2 separate regions of the Homo sapiens genome follow, and region 2 is linked to region 1. Evidence: read pairs that join two places in POLR2A ChIA-PET (ENCODE). Cell type or tissue: GM12878. All regions are shown on one strand. Links, peaks and the distances in the headings refer to the core of each region. The heading gives the core; the rest is flanking DNA. Region 1 has its middle 6.2 kb from the start of PPARGC1B. Region 2 overlaps PPARGC1B (PPARG coactivator 1 beta).

What was found. ChIA-PET counts read pairs that join two places held together with the same protein. Peaks named below come from ENCODE experiments on the same cell type or tissue, not always from the same donor. Only the 100,000 strongest peaks of a DNase experiment are listed, where the experiment ranks them.
Region 2: POLR2A ChIA-PET joins it to region 1 with 6 read pairs; 3 of 35 experiments call an interaction of 5 or more read pairs at or near these places.

What each region holds. Positions count from the first base shown.
Region 1 is chr5:149,721,384-149,726,764 of GRCh38, reverse strand. It overlaps the pseudogene RN7SL868P. Among named protein-coding and RNA genes, the nearest start is that of PPARGC1B, 6.2 kb to the left of the region's middle. In GM12878, for the core only: no CTCF peak of the experiment used is centred there; a DNase peak (open chromatin) is centred at 2,164; H3K27ac peaks cover 487 bases.
Region 2 is chr5:149,848,682-149,854,062 of GRCh38, reverse strand. PPARGC1B (PPARG coactivator 1 beta) reads right to left here. Exons shown (of 12, transcript NM_133263.4): 12 at 1-5,381. Among named protein-coding and RNA genes, the nearest start is that of PDE6A, 93 kb to the left of the region's middle. In GM12878, for the core only: a CTCF peak has its summit at 863 (motif pointing right); a DNase peak (open chromatin) is centred at 884.

The DNA.
Region 1 (5,381 bases), core at 80-5,079:
AATGAAGGAGCGGCCTGGCCTGGTGGCTCACGCCTGTAATCCCAGCAGTTTGGGAGGTCGAGGCAGGCAGATCACCTGAGGTCAGGAGTTCGAGACCAGCCTGGCCAACATGGTGAAACCCCATCTCTACTAAAAATACAAAAATTAGCCGGGTGTGGTGGCGGGTGCCTGTAATCTCAGCTCCTCGGGAGGCTGAGGCAGGAGAATCGCTTGAACCTGGGAGGCGGAGGTTGCAGTGAGCCTGGGGGTAAGAGCAAGACTTCGTCTCAAAAACAAAAAACAAAAAAACGAAGGAGTGGTCAGTTGGGCGCACTCCAGCCTGGGGACAAGAGCGAGACTTCCTCTCAAAAAAAAAAAGAAGGAGCAGTCCGGGCGCAGTGGCTCACGCCTATAATCCCAGCACTTTGGGAGGCTGAGGCAGGCTGATTATGAGGTCAGGAGATCTAGACCATCCTGGCTAACAGGGTGAAACCTCATCTCACTAAAAATACAAAAAATTAGCAGGGCGTGGTGGCCCCCGCCTGTAGTCCCAGCTACTAGGGAGGCTGAGTCAGGAGAATTGCTTGAACCCAGGAGGCGGAGGCTGCAGTGAGCTGAGATTGTGCCATCGCACTCCAGCCTGGGCGACAGAGCAAGACTCCGTCTCAAAAAAAAAAAAAAAGAAGAAGGAGCTAGCCTAGATGAACCTCTACAGAGTCCTGCAGCCCGGATGTTATGGCAGTTTATAGACATCAACCAAACCTTAGGGCTTTTCTGTACTGAGCATGTGCCCAACGCCTGAGTTTATAGCATCTCTAATCCTTCCAGCAACCCTCCGTAGGGTAAATCATGATGTCCATTTTATGACTAAAGAAACAAAAGTTTAAAGGGGGTTAAAGTGATTGGCCCCAGACTACATAGAGACAACAGCTCAGATTTGAACCTGGGTGTGTACATGGTCTGAGCCACAGACACTGGAAAGGGAGTGTGAAAAGTCTCATAGCATCTAACCTCCCCAGGAAAGCTAGAAGGGCAGCGCGTGTCCTGTTTGATAACTTCCAAGTGAAGGGCAATAATAATGCCAAGCTTGGACATTGTGTGGCTTGACTCCTATCTTCTCTGCCTTTTTTATCAGCCTCGCCTCCCTCAAGATTAGTGAAAGTGAGCCCTGTGCATACCTAGTGCAAAGCCCAGAGCTCCCCAGGCTCCATGGAAATGGCTACAGCAAAATGAACCTATTTGACTTGAATATTTTAGTCACTACCGACAAATGCTCAAAAGTTGAAACATCAGCATTTTCTCCTTTCCAATAATAAGATGATGCTTTATTCAGACACTACATACAGCTGTGGTTCTCAGACTCTGGAGGGCATGACAGTCACTTGGACACTAACGCCAGAGATTCCAATTCAGTAGGTCTGGGGTGGGCCCAGGAATCTGTGCTTAATAGGCTCCCCTACTGTAGGAGATGAGACATCATTCAGCAGATATGTAGTGAGCAGCTACTATGTGCCAGCCACTGCGCTAGATGCCATGGATAAATTGGTGAACACAACAGCCGCCATCTCTGCCCACATTCTACTCAACGCAACTGCTTAGTAAATTTGTGTTGAATGAGGGAGGGAGGTAGGACGTGGGTCTTGGCAAACGCAGAGGCTTCCTGCCAGCCACCCACGATTCTGTGATTCTGTGACCCAGGCCAGGGAGCCAGATGCTCATCTATTTCCCAGCTTCTGTCCAGGAGGCAGGGACTCAGGCCAAGAGGAACTAAAAATCTCCCTGCTTTGTATTGTTGATGCTGAGAACCATCTCCACCTCCCATTGAATGATAGAACTTTAGAACTGTGGAGGGGCAGTGGAAACGTGTTTTCCACCAGCTTCACTGTAAATGTGGAGGAATGTGGCTGAGGTCACACAGCCCTTTAGTGGCAGAGCCAGAACTGGAAGCCAGGGCTTCAGATGGTATGTGGAGTGCTCAGGTGACTTCCATAGGATGAACTTCTCCTCAGGGCTGACCCTTTAGAACAACATCAGCTAGATGGTATCATTTGAGGGTCTCAGAGTCAAGGATTGGGGCCCTTGACACTTGAAAGCCCATGAAGTAAGTAAGGCTCTTCTTGTGTTTAGCAATGCTGTCTCCTTCCTGTAGGGTTAACCTATGAACTCACCAACGCATTTGGGGGAAATAGCTAGCAGATCACTTTCTGTTTCATAAGCTACAAGTGATTAAAGGGCTTTCAAATCAGCAGGTAAGGGGCACTGGCAGCTATAATGTCAGCTATTACTGTTTCCCAGTTTTGCAAGAGCCCCATAAATCCTCCTCCTTCATCCTCCTCAGCCCCATAAATGACTGCACAGAGCATGGGAGCAACAAAATTAGATAGGGATAGAAAAGTGTGCTTTTTCCTTATCTACTCACAGAGCAAAAGATCCTAGAAGGACCCTCCTTATGCCCATTTAATAGATGGATAAACAAAGGCCCCGAGATGAGAGTTCTTTCTTTTCTAGAGAGATACAAATTCTATCAGGTTATTATTTAAATATATATACATATTATATATATATACACATTAGAATGAAGTATATTTGTGTTAAAACAGCAAGATTTAAAGAGACAGTCACCCGACATTAAAAGGCAACATAGTTTATATTTAGTTATTTCTAAACTAAATTTAGGACACCTATGAAATAGGACAAGCAGGTGGAAAGAATACCTGAGTACCTGTTGCTCTTTATACTTTGTCTCTTACTGGCTTTGGGATCTTGGGAAAACCACTTCTTGCTAAGGGTCATCCTATCTCTCACACCTGACCTAGAGTTTTTTAAATTATATATTTTTATTTAGAGACAAGGTCTCGTTCTGTCACAGACTGGAGTGCGGTAGTGTGATCATAGTTCACTGCAGCTCCAAGCTCCTGGGCTTAAGTGATCCTCCCTGCTTAGCCTCCCAAGTAGTAAGAACGATAGGCACGCCACCATGTCCAGCTAACTTATTTATATTTTTGTAGAGACAGGGTCTCACTCTGTTGCCCATGCTGGTCTCAACTGACCTAAAGTTTTGTGTGGATCAAATTCAGTTTACACAGGACTATGAACTTTATGTTCATTATCCTAAGTCATCAATAATGCTCCTTTGGCGAATTTATCCTGAGTCATCCAAAAGATAGGAAAATGACAGCATGATGTTTATTCGGACTTTGATTCAACAGATATTTTTAGATTCTGTTGGGTACCAGGTACCATGCTACAGGTCCACAAATGGTGACTATGATGCAATCTTTGCTGTCATGTAACTCACAGCTCTGATCTCTACAATGTTCATGGGAGCACTGCATGTCACCATGTCACCATGCAACTTGGTAGGGTGTAATAAGTCCTTCAGTGGAGAAAGTTGGGGGGCTGGAGACTGGGGGGGTTGAGGGACAAGTTAGGAGTTGGAAAAGGAGTCTAGGGGAGGGGGGTTCCCGAGCCAAGATAACAGAAGTAGCAGGAAGGAAATGGAGGAAGGATGGGTTAAAGCCATATTTTAGAGTGGGAATCCATAGGCTTTGGCAATAGGTTAGAAGTGGTGAGGGAATAAAAGGAAAGGGTCAGGACACACAGTTTCTGACTGTGTGGATGGTGATCTTAAAAGAAAGGTAGCTCAGAGGAAAGTCTCCCAAGGGAAGCTTTTCAGATGACTTAGGAACATCCAAAGGGAGGCACCCCAGGGGAGCACATTGATGCCAAGCAAAAACTTGGAAATAACTTCAACATCCAGCAAGGCAGAGCAGTTCAATTCCACACCTAGTGACAGATAGACAGAAACTCACATACATGCACAGAGAACTGTGCCCAAGGATGTTCACCTTAGTACTGTTAATTATGATAAAAATGTAGGGTACTGGATAAATGAACTGTGGTGAGATCTCACAATGGATTATTAGGCGACAGTGAAAATGAATAACATCTCCATGATTCCACACAGATACCTCTCAAAAAGAGTAAGACAAGCAACCTAAGGATACAGACAATATGATGCCATTTATGCAATATTTTAAAACATGTAACACAATACTCCATAATATTGGTCTATGCATGTATATGAAGTAAAAGCATAAACATGGGACAACAAAGACACAGATCAATGTTAAGAAAGTGAGAGGAGATGCGGAATTAGAGCTGGCTGCCTGGATGTAGCACAGCTGTCACCTGTGCAGTAGCACTAAGACCTGTACTTAGAAGGGCTCTGTGCTTGGTTTAATGCTCTGCTGTTGCTGTCTTGAAACTCATCATGATTTTTGAATAAGGGTCCCTGCATTTCCATTTTGCACTGGGCCCTGAAAATTATATAGTCCATCCTGGGAGGGACTTGAGTACATCATGCAGAGGAAAGCTCCAACTGTACCTGTAAATGTATCTTTATTTTTTTTAAGAGACAGGGTCTCGCTATGTTGCCCAGGATGGAAAGCCATAGCTATTCACAGATGCCATCCCTCAACTAATCAGCACGGGAATTTTGACTTGCTCCATTTCCAGACTGGGCTGGTTCACCGCACATTAGGCAACCTAGTGGTCCCCTGCTCCCAGGAGGTCATCATATTTATCCCAAACTTAGTGCAGATACCTAATCAGCATAGCACACCACAGCCTAAAATTCCTGGGCTCAAGCGATCCTCCTGCCTCAGCCTCCCAAGTGAGTAGCTGGAACTATAGGCACACACCACTATGCCAAGCTTAGAAATATTTTTTAAATATCAATATTTGTTAAATATGTGTGGTATATTGTTCCTTGCGATTTTCTGTATGATTAAAATATTTCATGATACAAAAACTATGAAGGTGTCATGGTTTACTTACTTGATGAAATACTGTGCAGAAGGTAGAAAGCTATATAAATGTATAACATTGTCTTCTGAATTCAGCTCCTTAAAAATAGAAAAAATAAACATTGAGTGAAAAAAGATGATAAAATGTATATAAAAAGGTTACAGCTGTACGCATAAATGTACACATAAAGTGTGTATGTTAGAATGACATTAAGTAATGTGAACAAATGAAACATGATTAGGGTGGCAGAAAGAATTTCTTTTATTAATAATATTTTCATTTGTGCTGTTACAATTTTGTCTTTATAATAAATAAAATATAACTTATTAGCTTCTTTCTAAATAAAAACCAACCCCTCTGATAGCTATGTTGCAAATGTGTTATTTAAGTAACAGATATACATTGGAACAGGGACATTTTGGAGACCCAAGCAAGGGGTAACTATGATGGTAGAACTTCAGGACCCCCCACCAAAATGAGCTCTGAACTGGGAGTCAGGGTGGAGTCCCACTCTGGCTGGCACCGAACCCACAGTTGGATGAATCTTCTCTCCACTCTGAGGCTCACAATCCCACTCTGCACAATGATGGACT
Region 2 (5,381 bases), core at 382-5,381, 130 kb before region 1:
CCCAGTTGATTAAGGCTGGCTACAGACACCTTCTTTAGAAACCTGGGGTTGGGGAGAGGGCTCGTGTTGGTTTCAACATTAGCAGCTGCCTCTGGAAGAAGCAGATGCTCCAAGCCAATGCTAACAACATGGCACAAGGAGGCGAGGGGGTGGGTGTGAATTCCAGAGCAGACTGCACTAAGCTGGACTTCTGGATGGTCATCTTCCCCAGAAACCATTTGGAAATCCAAGCAGTCTATTCCCCTGCTGCACATACCACCTTGTCCACGCTCCCCTTGAGATTTCCCACCTGTTTCCATTGGAATCAGAACATCCCTCAAGAAACAAAGTTGGGAATAGTTTATGACTTTTTATTCCTAACACAAAAACATTTGACAAGATTTTAAAAATACAAAATACAGAAACAAAAAATTGAACAAAAAAAACTATTTGGCTATTCGGGGATCATATCAAAGATCATGGCCAGGCCCCCCACAAAATCCTTACACCCAACTTCTTATCTTGCCTTGAGGGCAGAATTCGGACCACCCAGCAAAGGTTTACTTAACAAGGTCAGCAGCTGGGCTGCCAGTATTGCAGTTACAGTAAACCCTTCCCGGGCACCTGGACCTCTCCTGGTCCACTCCTGTCTCTTCTGCCCACAGGACAGCTAGTGCATTTCTCAGTTCTGCGTGAGAGTCTACTAAGTGGCTGCTTCTGGAGTCTTCTGACCCTAGTGTTGCACTGATCTCTGAACACAAAGGCAGTTCGTTCAGGCCATTATATTTCATTCCCAAAGTTCACGATGGACAGCAGGGTGGCCGAAAGGATTTATTTGCCTTCCATCTGGGTAGCTGGTGGAGACAACCTTTGGCCACTAGATGGCGACCGCATGTTGATAAGGCAAAGTGCTGAGGTGGAAACTGACCAATTCCCTTCACAAGTAACCAATGAGCAAGGGTGGTCAAGTGAAAAAGGAAGCTTTTGTAAGCCGCCTTGGAGACTCCTTTGACCAAAAATACAGCCCAGGGGGGTTCTAGTTATATAAACCCCTCTTTGAGGAGTTGTTGCACAGCCCAGGGACCGACCACCTATAAAACCTATTTTCCAAGCCCCAAATTTGGGCAGTTGGATTTTTGTACTCCTTCCGGATGTGCAAAGCATACTGATGAAACAGAGTATCTGAAAAGCTGTCCCCAGGAATCACGAAGGCTCAGTCACTGCTGCTATACCATTAAAGAAACAAAAAACAAAAGCTGCCCTAAACATATGCAGCGCGATCAATGCCTCCTGTTGCCCCATATGTTTTACAATCATTTGAAAGAAATGTGTGAAAAGCTCCTAAGCTGTTTTTCTTTAAAAAAAAAAAAAAAAAGTGTATTGCTAGTATTGTCTGAGAACAAGAGAGAAACAGCCAAATGGTCACAACATTCGGATTAACAGCTATCCAGTGGGGACAAAGACAAGGTTAATGTGAGATTTGACATCGTTACCTAGCCAAGTTGGGGGTTTAATTCCTTACTGTCCCCACTAGAAACTATGGCTTAGATCTGTCCCGGGGAGCTGGTCTTCTTGGATAAGGCAACTCAGCCAGGACACAGTGGGATTGAACCTACTGCTGGTTGGTTCTTGCAGAGAACCCTCACCCTGAACAGGAGCTGGGTCAAGTCAGAGAATGGAATCAGTTTCAAGGAGGAGTGATGGATTCCCAATGCTCCTGGTTGGGGATCTGAGCCTCTCAGAGGTGAAAGGGACTTTAATGCTCATATTCAACATTCTCATTTGGTAGATGAGGAAACAGGGGCCCAAGGTCACATAGCAAGTAAGAAACATTAGGGTTTCTGATTCTGAGATGGCTTACAGTTAAGTGACTTACTCTACAAACTCATTTCACTCAGCTGGGCTGTTTTCATCTTTCTGTAAAGGTAGGTACCAAGATCTAAACCCATGGCTCCCTGTTTCAAGGGCTTCCAACAAAAGGCCAGCAAAGGGTTGGCCCCAGCACTGGCTCTCCTGCTGCTGACATCTCCAAAGGCATCTCTGCTCTCTCCTACCTGACAGCAGCCCCATTCCCAAACTCCCTGTCCCAGTCTCTAGAAGATCACTTCACACAGCCAAAGGAGACTCGTATTTTCCAGTGTAGAAACACGGACCCAGGCTGAAGTGTTGGGGTTTTCTCAAAGTGCTTTTATTGTTTAATGCAAAGTCAGCCTTTGCCTACTTCCTGGGTGTCTTGTAGCCGGCTCAGGGCCTCCCCCATCCCATGGTGGTTCTGGGCCAAGGACACATCCATGCATGTGGGTTTCCAACTCTGCAGCTCCCCTCCATTTACCCGGTACCTCCAAACTTGACGAGCAGACCTGGAGCCCATCTGTGTGTAAAAACCCCTCAGGGACTAGGGGACTAACTTTGACATATTGCACATGCACTAGTTTTCTTCTTCCCCATTGGTAAGGATGACAGGGTCCCTCTTCTTTGGCCAGGGAAACCATGACATTCACTTTCTTTGCTGTTGTACATCCAATTTCTTTCCTTAATCATATCTGATGCTGGGATGTGGGTAACCCCAAACTGAAGGCAGCTGCTAAATCTCAAATGCTAAAAAAATACTGCAATTTTGACATCAGTGAGTCAGATCAATACATCCTCTGGGGCTGATTTTGCTTCACAGTTAGGATGAGCCATCTCTTAAGCTGCAGGCTCAAATGGGATTAACTGAACTCTATACCTGGGATGGGCCATGGACTGAGCTGTCCATGCAGAAGGACCAGGCTGTCCATGCCTTCCCTGCCCTTTTACTCACCACTGCACAGCAGCCCCAGTGGGCCTACTGCACATGTCTAGGAGAAATCACTCTAAGAAAACCAACAGGAACAGGCTTTAGGCAACAAGAGACGTCTCACTGCATCTCCTCCCACGTCAGAACTTGAGTACTGGGTCTTTGCAGCTCAGAGCATTCCTCCCTTCCTTCTCCTGCCCGCAAAGCCCTGCCTCTCTCCTGAGTACATATGACACTCCATGCTGCAAGATTTCAAGGCAGATGCAGGTATCTTATGGGTGCTTTTTGACTCAAAGCAGCTTTTTGGTTGAGGGGGCAAGTTGTGACGGAGCAGGGGGTGGGGGCCTTAGCTGCACTCCATCCACTCATATTCTTTAACTCTTTGATGCATTTTCCTTCGGTAACCAGAGCCCCCGAGAATGGGGATTCTGATTCAGCCTTGTACAGACTGAGGAAGGAGATGGAAGAATTCCACTTAGTGGTTGGATCAGACATTTTTGGAAAACACCAGCACGGCACAGAAACGGACAGTACGACCTGCCCTGTGCGGGCGGCTATCGACACAGTCTACAGCAAGCTTTATGGCGATCACATGTAAACATCATCAAGAGCAAACACTAGGACAGAGCTACAACGAGATGGTTGCCAATGGCAGCTGCTCCCTCTGGGTTACTCCTCAATTTGGTGGGAAAGAGACCAAGGTTCACTCGTTTTTCTGAATAGACCTTGGAGTTGCCCTAAATAATACACAGCACCGAATGAGTCCTTCGGGATAGAGGTTGTCTGCAGGGTCGGTAAATTTTAGAACTTGTAGCATTTTATGTACGGGATAGCAAGTAGAGACTACTCGATGCCCTTGGCAGGCAGCGTCCCCTAGCCCTGACTTTAGGTATGTCATGTCCCAATGCCACGCTCAGGTCTCTGCTCAAGGGCCAACGTCTAAGCTAACTACAAGTGTCCTAGGTTAATCTGACATGAAAGGACAGCTTTAGCTGACCCCAAAGCAGGGAGGGACAGACTGGTCCTTTGCTAAAACTCTCCATTTCTTTACTCTAAAGTATCACCAGCCCAAGGCTGACCCTTTGACCAAGAGCAATCAAGGAAGAAGCAAATAGGAGGGGCTAAGAGATCATATATGGACCAACTCCTTTCAGCACACCGGGGTGCCAGGGAGTAAAAGGGACTTACCAAAGTTACAAAGGAAATTCTTGGTAGAATCTGGACTCCCCCAACTCTCCAGACTTGGAATCTAGTGTTCTTTCCTATCTCAGTTCTCTCCTTGATGTAAATCAGGACTTAACTTAGTGGAGGCAGCAGAAAGATCTAAATTTTATCCCATTCCATAATCATTTATTGTGTGCCTACTATGTGCTAGGCAGTGAATAGCTAAAGAGGAAATCCGAATGATCAGGTCTGTGCTGTGGGAAGTCCCTTTTTGGTCCATCTTCCTAAGCCCTGCCTTCCCCAAATATGTTCCTGTCTGTCATTCGTCTACCGCCCCCTGCACCCTCTGCAAGGGGACGTGGGCGTCAAAATAGTATTGGGAGTGTTACGCCATGGAATAGCATTAGGGGAGTTTTCTCTCATGGAACGGAACATCACAGACAGGGATAGGCCAGCATGAAACCCAGCCAGCATATGGTTTTGTGTGATTGTTGGAAACCTTCCAAAGATTAGCCCAAGATGTCAAATAGATTGAACTCTAATCAATTAGTAATGACTTACCAGAGCACTGATTTCAGGATTCTTATAGCACATCCAGGCTCAGGGAACCTGAGTGGTGTGATTGATTAGTTATGTCTGTATTGGTCAAGGAGGTGGGAGTAGTGGCACATGAGCTATGTATTTGCCATCTTGGGCTAGACACTGCCTCAGCAGAAGCTAACAATGTTGAAACATGTCTAATCAGTTCATTTCACAGGAAAGGAAATTGGAGTCCAGAGAGGTCAACTGCTGTGACACACAACAGTTCAAATTCCCTACCCCTACTAAAGCCTGTCTCTTCCGGCCTTGTCCATGGGCTGGGAGTATGCTCACCACTCAGTGGAAGATCATGGGCTCATTTTACCTACTGAGGTATTTGATAATCTTTAAAAACGTCAATTCTCAACAGTCTAGGCTTGGCATAAGCAACAAATTACATTAGCCTGTTTAGTTTAATGAGCCACTTTCAAATTTTTAAAGCAGCAGGACTTAAAAAAAAAATACAAAAATTTCCCGAGGAACCCTGATGTATGAAAGAAATCAGAAACAATGTACTCATACCCTGCCTGGCCATGCTCCCTGCATGAATGGCCCCCAAGGTACCCACAGAACATTAAGCTGGAAATGGCTTTGACATCACTTAAGAACACAAAGTTTAAAGCAAAGCCCAATTGGAGTGTTTTCTCAATTGGAGGAGAGCTAGGAGATTGTCCTATCTATTCCCAACCTTCACTCCCTCCTCCTGGCTCCCCTGCCCCAGCCACCAAAACAACTTTACAGACAAGGACAAGGTAAAGACGAAGGACTACCTGAGGGAGTAGGATGGGCTGGTGGCTGGCCCAAAAAAGATGACTGCTCCCAGACCACCTGTCTGTACCGCTGCCAGGGGTGTCACTGAAGTTCTGACAGTGTGTCCACA